Regions from separate parts of the Homo sapiens genome. Here regions 2 and 3 are each linked to region 1. The links are chromatin contacts, found by Hi-C or POLR2A ChIA-PET in ENCODE. All regions are on one chromosome and are shown on one strand. The core of a region is the stretch at or near the end of the contact, and the rest is flanking DNA. Distances in the headings are between cores, read along the strand shown.

Region 1 (3,875 bases), core at 1,169-3,668:
CCCCAACCAAGACTCAACCACAAAACAGAGGGAATTGCCACCTGCCCTCTTGACAGGCCTTTTGGCAAGCAGTGCTACTGGGAGGTGCCTGTAGCAGCGTGGCTTAAACCCCAGGCCTGGCGTCAGGCTGCTCTGCCACCTGCTGTGTGGCAGGGGCTGAGGATGGCTTCTGCTGCCACTCCGTGGGCCCTGTGCATACCCGGGCTGCAGTCCTCGTCCAGTCCTCGGCGTTTATCTCCTGGATTCATGCCCACTCTGTCTCTGGTCAGAATCTGACTTGGTCATCAGGAATTAGGATAAGAAGGCCTAAGGTTCAGCAAGGCCACTGTCCTCAGGACACCCTCACTTTGGGCTGTGTACGTCCAGGCTCCTCTCTGCACTAATGGGGGACCCCTAACCTCTCAGGGCTGGGAGAACCTTTAAGCCCTCCAGGCCCACCTTGACCCTGCATCAGCCACCCAACGCTTAGCCCTTCCGCAAATGCTTCAGTTTCTTCTAAAGCAAATTCTGATAGCATTCCCCTTCATCTCCTAAAAAGCCATCACAGCCCAGTCGTTTTGTTTGTTGTTTGTTTTTAAGAAACACCATTAGTAGAAGGACATCAGGAAGAAATTGTAAGTCAGGATCCCAAACACATGTTCTCACATACTCATGACCAGGTTGGTGCAGTTGGATCTGGGGCCTGCCAACCACCATCAGAAGGAGCTGGAAACTGGGGAAATCTAACAAGTAGATTCAGCCCAGAGCAGCACCAAAGCTGTCCTCAGCCCCTGGCTCTGAGCTCCCCCAGCACTGCACACTTCCCAGGCGGGCCAGTGAGCACCGGCTTTGGACAGGGCACTCTCCCAGCTGAGACTCTGCTTCTCAGCTGTCCTTGCAATGGGGTTGTGAGAAATAAGAATGTTTCCCAGCACCTGTGAGCCTAGGATATTCTCTCTCCCCATCTCCATGCTCCCAAAAGGGACACTTTGCTTTCAAAGATGGAACAAATGATGGTGATCTTTACTACCTCTCTCTCACCCTAAGATTGCAGATTCCAGTCTGGGAGCCCTCCTCCCAGGTGCACAAGCCCCAAAAGCCAGCCCTGGCCTGCCCCAGCAGTTTCTGGGCCTTCCCGATCGAGACATGGGAGCAGTGTGTAAGGTTAACAAGTCCTCAGGCTCTTCTCCTTCAGTCCAGCCCTTGGAAGTGATTACCAGATTATACATGACAGCCCAGGGCCACTGTCTTATTATTCACAGCCCCAGATCTGAAGGGAACTTGGAAGCACTTTCTGCTTGCTTAGAACAGAGGTGGCAGGGCTTAGGGAGCCCTCCAGTTCGGTCAGGAGCTGTTATGAGCAGGGATAAACATCACTGACTTAGAAACCTTGAATGGCAGGAGCAGAAAACCCCCTGGGGTGCATTCAGCCCAGCCTCCCCAGGCCCTGCCTCCTGCTTTAAGAGAGAGCAGGGAGTCCCAAGGTCATGTCTCAAGGTCATGCTGTGAGTATCTGGCAGCTAGAATCAGAACCTAGGTCTCCTAAATTCAAGTAGGACCTTCATGTCCCCAGAGTCCTTTCCATCTCTGAGGCTTTTGTAATTCTTTTCTTCCCAAATGCAGGCAAGAGCTGAGAAAGCCTACATGTGTGTATCAGTTTCTCCTCACTCCCAGCATCACTTCCGTGCAGGGTTCCTGGAGCTTTAGTCACATAGACTGTCCAGACCACCTCATTCTAGACCCCTCGTCCCCCCACCCTATGAGGGCACAGGCAACAGGCAACCCTGGCTCTCCACATCTGCCTGGGCAGAGCCTGCCCTCTGCAAGGCTATTGGATGCTCAGCCTCATGCCCAGAGGTTTCCAGGGCTGAGGTGTGGGTGTGACTGGGACCCTTCTTCCCTAGATCCAGCCTTCCCTTCCAGCTCATCTCCCACCAGCCCCACAAGGCTTTGGTCACTCCCAGCTCCCTCCCTGATGCCCATGTTCTCTGGTTCCCCTGGGGCTTCTCACGCACTGGTCCCTTACCCAACAATATCCCTCCAGCTTCACAGACTGGCAAACTCACTCTTCAAGGTCCAGCTCAAATGACCTCCTTTGAGAAGTCTTCCCTGATTTCTCCCACTCCACCCCATTGCCTCAGCAGACTCAGTGGTCCCCCTCACCTGCATTTCCCCACACTTTATAGATTCCTAGGTCTTAGCTCTTAACATTAGCACATCAGGATTTTTTTATATCCATCTCTCCAACTAGACTGTGAGCTCCCTGAGGGCAGGGGCTGTGTCGGCAGCTCCACCCCTAGCCCACAATTGGCACCAAGGGTCTCTTAGGAAATGTATGGAGAATGAATGAATGAACAAGTGAATGGCCACCTGCATTTCATCGTAGCTGTGTCTAGGATTCCCCAGGGTCAAGTCTGTGTTCCTGCTGTGGCAGAGTGACTGGAGGCCACCAGAGGGCAGCAAAGAGTCAGGAACGAGCAACAGGTGTGCACCCCAGAGGCCAGGGCCAGGTTGGCAAAGGGGTGGCGTGCCCAGGCCAGAGAGCTACCAGGAGCCCCAGCAAGGAGCTTAGAAAGAAAGTCAGGGGTCAAGGGAAGTTAGTGTTAAGAACAAAGGCTGTTCTTTCCCTGAGCAAACGCTCCCTGAGCCTGATGCTTAGGTCACGGAGGTGCCTGGAGAGCACTGGTCCTCTCTCCATCTGATGCTCAAATCCCCACCACCAAGTTCTCACCAGTGTCCGCTGGACCCTCCCAAGTCTGCCCATTCCAATGTCTTCAGTACTAATCATAGGAAAGGTTCTTGATACAAGGCTGGAAAAGGTGGCCCTCTGAATCCTGTTCACTACTCCCGGCCATGCCTATGGAACTGGGCAGTATATATTTTCTCCCTGTTTCACATGCTTAACCAGACCCAGAGAGTGGAAATGACATGTCAGATGGCACAGAGGTCCTGGCTGAGCTGGGCCAGGATGCTGCCTGGTACTGCGGCCCCCACCCCTAAGCCTGCATGCTTTGCACAGAGCAGGCCTGTAGGGCAGGCAAGACGCAGAATCAGGGGTGGGCTTGCCAGACCACAAAAGAAACCTTCTCCTCCCCGCTCCAGAACCTCAATACCCTTCCTATCTCACACAGGCGGTGTCTCCGTAACTACACAACCATCGTTTCAAACAGTAGCAAGGCAGGCTCCGAGAAGTCACAGAGCTCCTCTGTGGTCACACTGCTAATAATGGTGAAGCCACATTCTTGCCAAAGCACCCTTCGCTTCTCTTGGGGCATCTGCATATTTCTGTCTGGACTGGCCCTCGCCCCATGCTCCTGGGGTTCATGCACCTGTCTGCAGAAGGCCTCATCTGCATGTCTGCTTGGCCTCCAAAAGTTGCCAAGCTCAGATCCTAACCTTGCTGGCCATCAGCCTCCACTCAACAGGCTCCCCTCCCTGCCAATCCTACTTGCCTGGCCTGGGCTGGACTCCCACCCCTGGGAACCCACACCAGCCACTAGGCTTAGCCTTCTGCCCTACCGCAAAGCCCCCATCCTCCTCTCCAGATAGCCAAGCACACATGGTTCCCAGCCCAGCTCCAGGGCCACCTTTGCCAGAATGCCTTTCTCAGTTGCACCAACCACAGCTGCCTCTCTGTTTTCTGCAGACCCACTGTATTCGGAGACTGCCTGACTCCTACTTGGCAGTGCTCTCATTTCTGACTGGATTCTTCTCTAGTTGGCTTTCCCATTGATCCACAGGCTCCAGGAGGTATGAGCTCTGCTGGAGAGCTCTTGATTTGAGCGTTAGCATGCCTGCTAGGCTTCTCTGTTCACCGCCCTATCCAGCCCAGGCCCCTGTGTAAATAATAATAGCAATAATAATGAACACTTATGTGCCACTCCATATGTGCCAGT
Region 2 (3,695 bases), core at 656-3,155, 270 kb after region 1:
AGTTATATATGATCCATCTATGACATTCTATCATCCAGGTGTTACTATTTTATTGTTCTTTCTTGTACTTTTGTTGTAAGGTACAGACTTCAAGTCTAAAGTAAGAGCTAGTGTATATTACAGTGTATATGACCATTTCTAATTTGACCTGTTACTGTAAAGAAGGCTAACAAGTGTGTATGCCTAGCCCACCCCTTCTGGAGCAGTTGAAAACAGGCCTCAGAAGACTCAAAGGAATTCTTTTAACTCCTAGCAGGGCCACGGGGTCAATGTCAGATTTAGTCATGCTGTTATTTTAGCCCAGTGGTCCAGAGAGATGACTGAAAAGTGAGTCTTTCATTTCTTTTTTTGTGTGGTTATTAACAGGATTAAATGTAAGCCATTGTGTACTTAGTACCAATTAGTTTCTCATCTGAGAGGTTCATTATGATTTTTTGTCAGCCTTCGTCTTGTAATATTTGTTTCTTTGTTTGATTAGTTAAGGGGCTGAATGGGCTAAAGGGAAGTTTTAACAGCAGTACTTTTAAATTCATTAAGAATTTTAATAGTCAACTTTTCAAATATGTAGACCTTGATTAAAAAAGGGACCATGTTGAAAATTGGCAAAATTAAGTAAATTGTTTAAAATTTTCCTTTTCCTGTTGTATTTTTTTAATCTGAAAAACAGACTGTCTTTATTATATCAAATAATACTTTTATGTTTCTAGAAGTCTACTTCAGATTCTTGTACATACTTCTTAAGATTGTATTTAGTTTGCTGTGAATATGTAATTATCGTTCAGAAGGGGCACATACCAAAAAGCTCCAAAATTAAAAAACCTTTTCAGTTTCTAGGATAGAAACATAGATTGAGCTATTAAAAGCAGAACATTAGAGTTCTGGGATAAAGATAGTTGTCAGGTGTAAACAAGCCTTAATTGAAAAGGAGGCAGCCTAAAAGTTGATTCTTTATGCTATTATAAATAAGTAAAAATGCAAACTTGCTTGAGTTCAGAAAATAGGAGCATACCCAACTTTTAAAACTACTTATTAGATTGGTAGTTGCTTTAGATCCTTAACTTAAAAAAATTCTTATTAAAATCAGTGTTCAATTGAGTAATATTCCTCGTTTAATAGATTGAGATGCCTCAGTTAAATTTTGAACAAAAATTGTTCCTATAAATTGAATTGGAGATGCTGATCTGTTAAAAGCAAGGAATATAACCCAAAATTAAAATAGGAATTATTTTGCTAGTGGATAATTATCTTGGACAGTAGGTCTTATATCTTGTTGAAGTGTGTAGAACACACATTTTCACATTCATTCATCTTTAAGTGAATATACCTGTAGGCTGATTCAGACTTGGTATTTTATTTATTTTAAACATTAGAAATGATAAATACTAATTTAAGCAAGTGCGATTACTATTTTAACTCATTCTTCGAGAGTTGCTTCATTTATCTCAGAGTTTTTGGTGTACCTTATTTACCTTATTTAGATTATATCATTGTATTAAGTCCTTTGCTTACTGCTGTAGTTTTTTGGTACCTAGAATAATTTATTATGGAATTGAATATTAAAAATTTGACGATCCCAATAGTTATGAAGCTTACAGATTCTGTATGTAGGCTTTTTTCCTCCTTTGGTTTCAGGCATAATGAATGGATGGCCCTTGCTTTCTGATATTTGTGTATCCAATTTTCTGAGGAAACACTTTTCTACAAAGTCTGCATGTTTGATTGTTCTACATTTTTCTTTCATTATAATTTGAAAAGGACTTAGATCCTCCAAATGAAAAATGGCTGTCTTGGCCATATGGTAAATTAGGCCTGCTTTATTATTGTCTAATAATTAAGCCTCCCTTTACTTATCCCACCCTCGTTTTAAAAACTAAAAACGTGTGGTAGCTGTATTAGTTAGAACATTTTCAAGTAACAGGAAGTAATTCAGTGGTAACTTCCTCATGTGGTTTACTGTTTATCAAAAAGGAAAGTAGTTTCTTTTGAGAGAATAATGCAGTTTTTGCTGCTCAACATTTTCTCAAGCTCTTTGGAAAATAAGAGAGAAGTCTTTAATGTGCTTGTAATATGATAAGGACAGATTTAAAAATTTTGTTTCTCTTCTCATTACTTGGTGTTTGACTTCAGTGGAAGCTGAAAGAAGTAAATAGATGTTAAGTTGAAAATCTGCCTCAGTGTCAGATGCTCATATAATTTAAATAATTTAAAATTTGTGGGTACTTATATTGATTGACCTTATATTTTAAAAACATAGGGAATAACATCAACTATTTGTATCTTCTCTCTTAACTTAAAGTTGAATTAATTAACTTTAGCTATCTAATAGAGTAGGTCCAGAAATTAACATTCAAATAACAGTAGTAAGTATAGGTGAAGACCAGGCTATCCCAAAGATAATTCATTAGGACTTCTGTTTCTATAGTATCTTTCATATGATAGTAACTGTTGTAAACAATTGAATTATATATATCAATTTAATAAATAATTGCAATATTAAAAAGTTAGCCCCGATAATTTCTACCCAAACACCTCCAAATTATGCTACTTCAAAAACAGTTGAAGGGAAGTTTAGGAATATAATATAGTTTCATTTTAAGACCACTAGGATAATAGACATTGTAATGTAATGGAAAAACATTTTGTCCCATAAAAACCACTTTCATTTAATGCTTTGTTTTTCTGTCTAACCAGGTAATACCTAGCAAATACAGAAAGAGAGATAAAGCAAGCAAGCTGTTTTGAAAGTGTCTAATATTGGCTGATGTAGAGCTATAGGTGGGTGTATCTTATTATTCCATAAAATTAAAAATAAGAGTGGGGGGAAAAAACAAATCCCAAGAAAATAAATGGAAGGTGAGTGAAGAGTGAATAGAATAAAAATAGAGATCTAGTATTTCAGTCAGTCTGCTAGTTAAATTTTATATTCAGAGCTTTAACATTTTGGGCTTTTAAATTTCCTGCAGTGCACATGACTTTCTTTCATAAAAGATATGTCAATCATATTAGGAATAAAAGTAATAGCTCATATAGTGCTTTATTATTAGCATCTAAGAAACCACTGGTATTTGAGTAAATTGTAAGTTAGAATTGATTTTTTAATAGCTTTTTAATGCAGATCAAACATTTGTGGCTTTTGAATGAAAAATACTTATCAACTAATTTTTATTAGCATTGCATTTTTAAAAAAATCTACATTATAACATATTGGAGGTTGATTGAAAGGGAGTTTTTGCCTCCATTTTATAAAGATGCTCTGTAAGAGCACTGGTGATAATGATGTCTATTCCTGTATTTTTTGCTGACTTTTACCTGGTATCCTGTCAGTAATTGTTTTTTCATGTTGAGGAAGAAAAAAGAATCTATACTTGCATCTGTCAGTATTATTGTTGTTTTAACTTTATAGGTATATTGTAGACATTGAATTGAAAGATTTGTAAGCTTTTGGTTTTCTGTGATACTGATTGGGAACAAAGGCATAGATAATCAGAGACAGCAAATAATAGCCAAAAATATATATTTGATATGTATTCATTTAGCCAACAATAACTAGGGCCTTTTGTGAATCACTGTGCAAGATGTGCTGGTACTTACAAAGATGAATCAGGTATAGACCCTGACCCCACGGATCCTATGGCTTAATAGAAGAGGTAAGAGGTGAGTGGCATAATAGAGTCATGGGGTGCAGGAGAGGAAAG
Region 3 (3,785 bases), core at 749-3,248, 410 kb after region 1:
CTGGTGATGGCTGCAAAACAATTTGAATGTACTTAATACCACTGAACTGTACACTTAAGAATGGTAAAGATGGTAAATATTATGTTTTCTATATTTCACCATGATTTTTTAAAAGTTTAAACAAGGCCGGGCATGGTGGCTCACGCCTGTAATCCCAGCACTTTGGGAGGCCGAGACAGGCGGATCACTAGGTCAAGGAGATCAAGACCATCCTGGCTAACACAGTGAAACCCCGTCTCTACTAAAAATACACAAAAATTAGCCAGGCGTGGTGGTGGGTGCCTGTAGTCCCAGCTACTCAGGAGGCTGGGGCAGGAAAATGGCATGAACCTGGGAGGCAGAGCTTGCAGTGAGCCAAGATCCTGCCACTGCATTCCAGCCTGGGAGACAGAGTGAGACTCTGTCTCAAAAAAAAAAAAAAAAAAAAAAGTTTAAACAAGACAGGAGGATCACCTGAGCCCAGGAGTTCAAGACCAGCCTGGGCAACAAAATGAGATCCCATCTTTACAAAAAAAATTTAAAAATCAGCAGGGTGTGATTGTGTGCTCCTGTGGCCCCAGCTACATGGAAGCATCAGTGAGCCATGTTTTTGCCACTGCACTCCAGCCTGGCTCTGGCTTAAAAAAAAGGCGGGGGGAGTGAGGGGGTAAGAAAAGAGTCAAGAAGACCTGAATCTTTTTTTTTTTTTTTTTTTTTTAATGAAAATGGCATTTGTTCCAGAGGCAAGAGTAGCCTCCAAATTAGTAGAATGCCAGATGGAGATGTGGGGTGGGGTGGGATGGGGAGAAAGGTGTTGAAGCAACTCAATCATGCTACTACTAATAGTTCCTCTTGGGTTGAGACTTAGGATGGTATTAAATTCAATTGTTTTCTTTTCTGTTGTTTTTATACCCGTGTGTGCTCTTGATATTATATTGAGTTGGCGTAGTTGCTTGCAGTCAGTAGATAAGAATAGTAATGGGATAATATGTATGAAAAATATTGACAGCACAATACTTTTCTCTTTCATGGAGTTCAGACATAATTTGGGAGAAATAAAGATAGGTAGTCAATGTCTATCCAGCACATCCTAAAATTTATGTTCATTGTTGTAGAAAAATGTATATAATCTAAGTTCCCATAGTTTCAGGAGAAAACAAATTGTAAATTAAACTTTCTGTATTTTTGCTCCATACCCCAAGATTTTACATATCTACATCTAACTATAGCCTCTTCAAGTACTCCTATTGTTTGAAAACAGAAAACTTTAAAATGGAAAAGTGGGCTCCTCCTTTTGTCCTTTCTTACTTGAATTTTCTATTTTGAAAAGAATAATAGGGGAGAATTTCACAGGGCTCTAATTTATTTGACCCCTCTTTTTCCTGTTTTCCTATTATGACTTTAATAATATACTTTTATTTGAAAATATTTCTAAGAGTCACTTTTTTGGGGAGAAGAATTAGTATGCAGTTTTGTTATAGGCACCTCAGTTAGATCATAGTAATAATGGTGATATAAGAGAAAAACAATTCTGACTCTTATAAAATTATCAGAAGGGAAATTTTCCAGTTTATTAAAACAGAAAGGACAGTTGGTTTGGTTTAGTCATCAAAATAAACTCTGACTAACTAGATTCCCAAGTTCTATATTGTGCTTGAATTTTCCATTGGGAATGAAACATTCCACTGCCCTTTTTACTGTTTAACTTAAGCTGCTGTGAACACTCAGAGAATGGCCCTGTGGCTGAGCTGCTTATTTTTTTTTTTTAATCTATTCATTTTATACTTTCAGACAGATTTTTCCCTGGGGTGAAACAAAGGTTAACTGAAATTTCCTCTGTTGTGTACCTGAACGAATCAGCAGTTCGAGAAGGAAATCCCATTGATGGGCCAAGAGAGTGACAGGCTCTATTTAAAGAATTCCCCCGACTGTGTGGTAGACCAGCCATGCCATGAATTTAACTGTTCCTGTGGTCCCCATACTTGTACCCACCAAAAAAAAAGAGAGAGAGAGAGAAAGCGACTTTGTTCTGCAAACGTTGGCCTAAGCTTTGAAAACCATGAGCCATTGAGTTTTGTGAATTCAAGTTAGACAGTAACAGAGGCCAAGACTCTAAGCGAACAATATCTGAAAAGGAAGTACACAAAAACAGGTAGAAACTGTTTAACTGTTTTATTTCTCTGTGTATATACATATTTATGTGTGTTTATACACACAAAAAAATACCTTTTTTGCATTTTATGTAGCCAGTCCTAATTACATTTGATCAATAGTGTTTGTTAAATTTTTTTAAATATGTAACAAATATGAAGGTTTTTCTTGTTTTTACAGCTTTTTTGCTCCATAAAAGTATCCTGGTTTTTATCAGGACATATTATATGTATTGGAAATGAAAGTCAGCACGGTGTGAGTTTAAATGGTTAAAAAAAAAATGGATTTTTATATTACCTCTGCAGGAGCTTCTGTTAGGACCAGCTCATGTATTTTGTATTTTTTCTGTATAAGGGAAACTGCTTTAAATATGAAAAGATGGTATCTTAAGTTGGATTAAACATCCGTAATTCATGTGTATTTAACCTCAGGACTTGTGAGCCTTGTTGAAAAATCCAGCTTTAAACCTTCCCTGTAGGCCTCAATAGTGCATACTGCATTGGGATTATAAATAGTCAGTCTGTTTCTGGAGTGTAGGTTAGTATGTATTCCCAGGAGGCATGAACTATTTACATTTCTAACAAATGTTTCACATATGTTGCTGATTCATATTTCTATGTACAAATTTAGGCTTTAATTTTTTTAATTTCCTTTTTTATTAGAAGTTTTGTTATAAAAAGTTTCTTAAGTGTTTCATTCTTTCTAGCATGGGTGGCTTAAGGAGATTGGAGGGGAGCGTTTCATTTATTTATATAGAGATTTTGATGTTTTGAAAGACAATAGAATTAATAGAGAAAATTGTCCAGATATCCAGCGCTTGGATTTTTGTTTGAGAAGTTTGAGGAAGCAGATGCCATTTGAGTTGGTTTCTATGGAAAAATTTATCTTAGAGATGATGTAGGGCTATATTTATGTTCACAAATGAGAAATTGAAGCTGAGAGAAAGAGAAAATGTTTAATACATAATTACTCAATATGTCTTGGAAGAACCTAGGTTTTTATTCATACCTGGTGTTTCTTTATAAACTGCCTCTCTTTTATCTTGAGATGGTATTTTCGAAATTATTTCTCTTTCTCATTTTCTTCTACCATTTCCTGACATTTTCTTGTCTTTTGTTCTATTCTTCTTCGTCTCTTATTTTTCTATATTGGTTGTACTGTAAATAGGTTGCTAGCAACACACCTTAGGAGCAGGCTTTTGGGGAATGGGTCTAAGTATTCCATTTGGCCTATAATAGGCTATATTGTTGTTTTGGAATATAATTTTGAAAAAATCAAATTTATATTTATCCTGCTAGTTGATCAAGCTATAAATCAATCAATACTTACTAGTTGCTGCTTATATAAATAGAAGAGTTAACCAGTGACTCAGACAGATGACAATTGACTATTAAAGATTTTTTTAAATTGGCATATGTTTAGGAAAATCACTTGTTTCTTCAAAATTTATTCATTAAGCAGTATTTTTTGAGCACTTACTATGTGACAAACACCACACAGGTGATAGAGATACAACAGAGAGGAAGATGGAACTGGTTCCTGTCTCCTTACATCCTGGTGTAATTATATAATAAAAGTTAACCACAAGTAGAAACTTGGGGCATTATTTTTGTAAAATCTCAGTCAAGTTTCTCTCTACATAGAAGACTAGTATA

The links. A loop is a pair of places that touch in the nucleus more often than their neighbours do. ChIA-PET counts read pairs that join two places held with the same protein, here RNA polymerase II (POLR2A). Pooled maps may share reads with other maps.
Region 2: a loop to region 1 is called in a map of B cell, with 2.4 times the contacts of the local background. The contact joins two enhancer-like sites. A Hi-C loop is called at or near these places in 1 of 168 maps with a recorded cell type or tissue (B cell), 4 of 37 single-sample maps with no recorded cell type and 4 of 50 pooled maps. POLR2A ChIA-PET finds 5 or more read pairs at or near these places in 1 of 52 experiments (activated T-cell).
Region 3: a pooled map shows a loop between it and region 1 (3-fold over the local background). The contact joins two enhancer-like sites. A Hi-C loop is called at or near these places in 2 of 168 maps with a recorded cell type or tissue (CD8-positive, alpha-beta T cell and posterior cingulate gyrus) and 2 of 50 pooled maps. POLR2A ChIA-PET finds 5 or more read pairs at or near these places in 2 of 52 experiments (OCI-LY7 and Panc1).

Annotation. Positions count from the first base shown.
Region 1 is chr9:36,871,038-36,874,912 of GRCh38, forward strand. All of the region lies in intron 8 of PAX5 (paired box 5), which reads right to left. Among named protein-coding and RNA genes, the nearest start is that of MIR4540, 8.7 kb to the left of the region's middle. Within about 2 kb of position 2,419, at least 2 of the 41 ENCODE cell types and tissues checked have a DNase peak (open chromatin) inside an H3K27ac peak, as active enhancers do; they include B cell, where a contact is called at or near this core.
Region 2 is chr9:37,144,671-37,148,365 of GRCh38, forward strand. The region is part of intron 2 of ZCCHC7 (zinc finger CCHC-type containing 7); the gene reads left to right. Among named protein-coding and RNA genes, the nearest start is that of ZCCHC7, 26 kb to the left of the region's middle. Within about 2 kb of position 1,906, at least 8 of the 41 ENCODE cell types and tissues checked have a DNase peak (open chromatin) inside an H3K27ac peak, as active enhancers do; they include B cell, where a contact is called at or near this core.
Region 3 is chr9:37,282,198-37,285,982 of GRCh38, forward strand. All of the region lies in intron 2 of ZCCHC7 (zinc finger CCHC-type containing 7), which reads left to right. Among named protein-coding and RNA genes, the nearest start is that of LINC01627, 110 kb to the right of the region's middle. Within about 2 kb of position 1,999, at least 5 of the 41 ENCODE cell types and tissues checked have a DNase peak (open chromatin) inside an H3K27ac peak, as active enhancers do.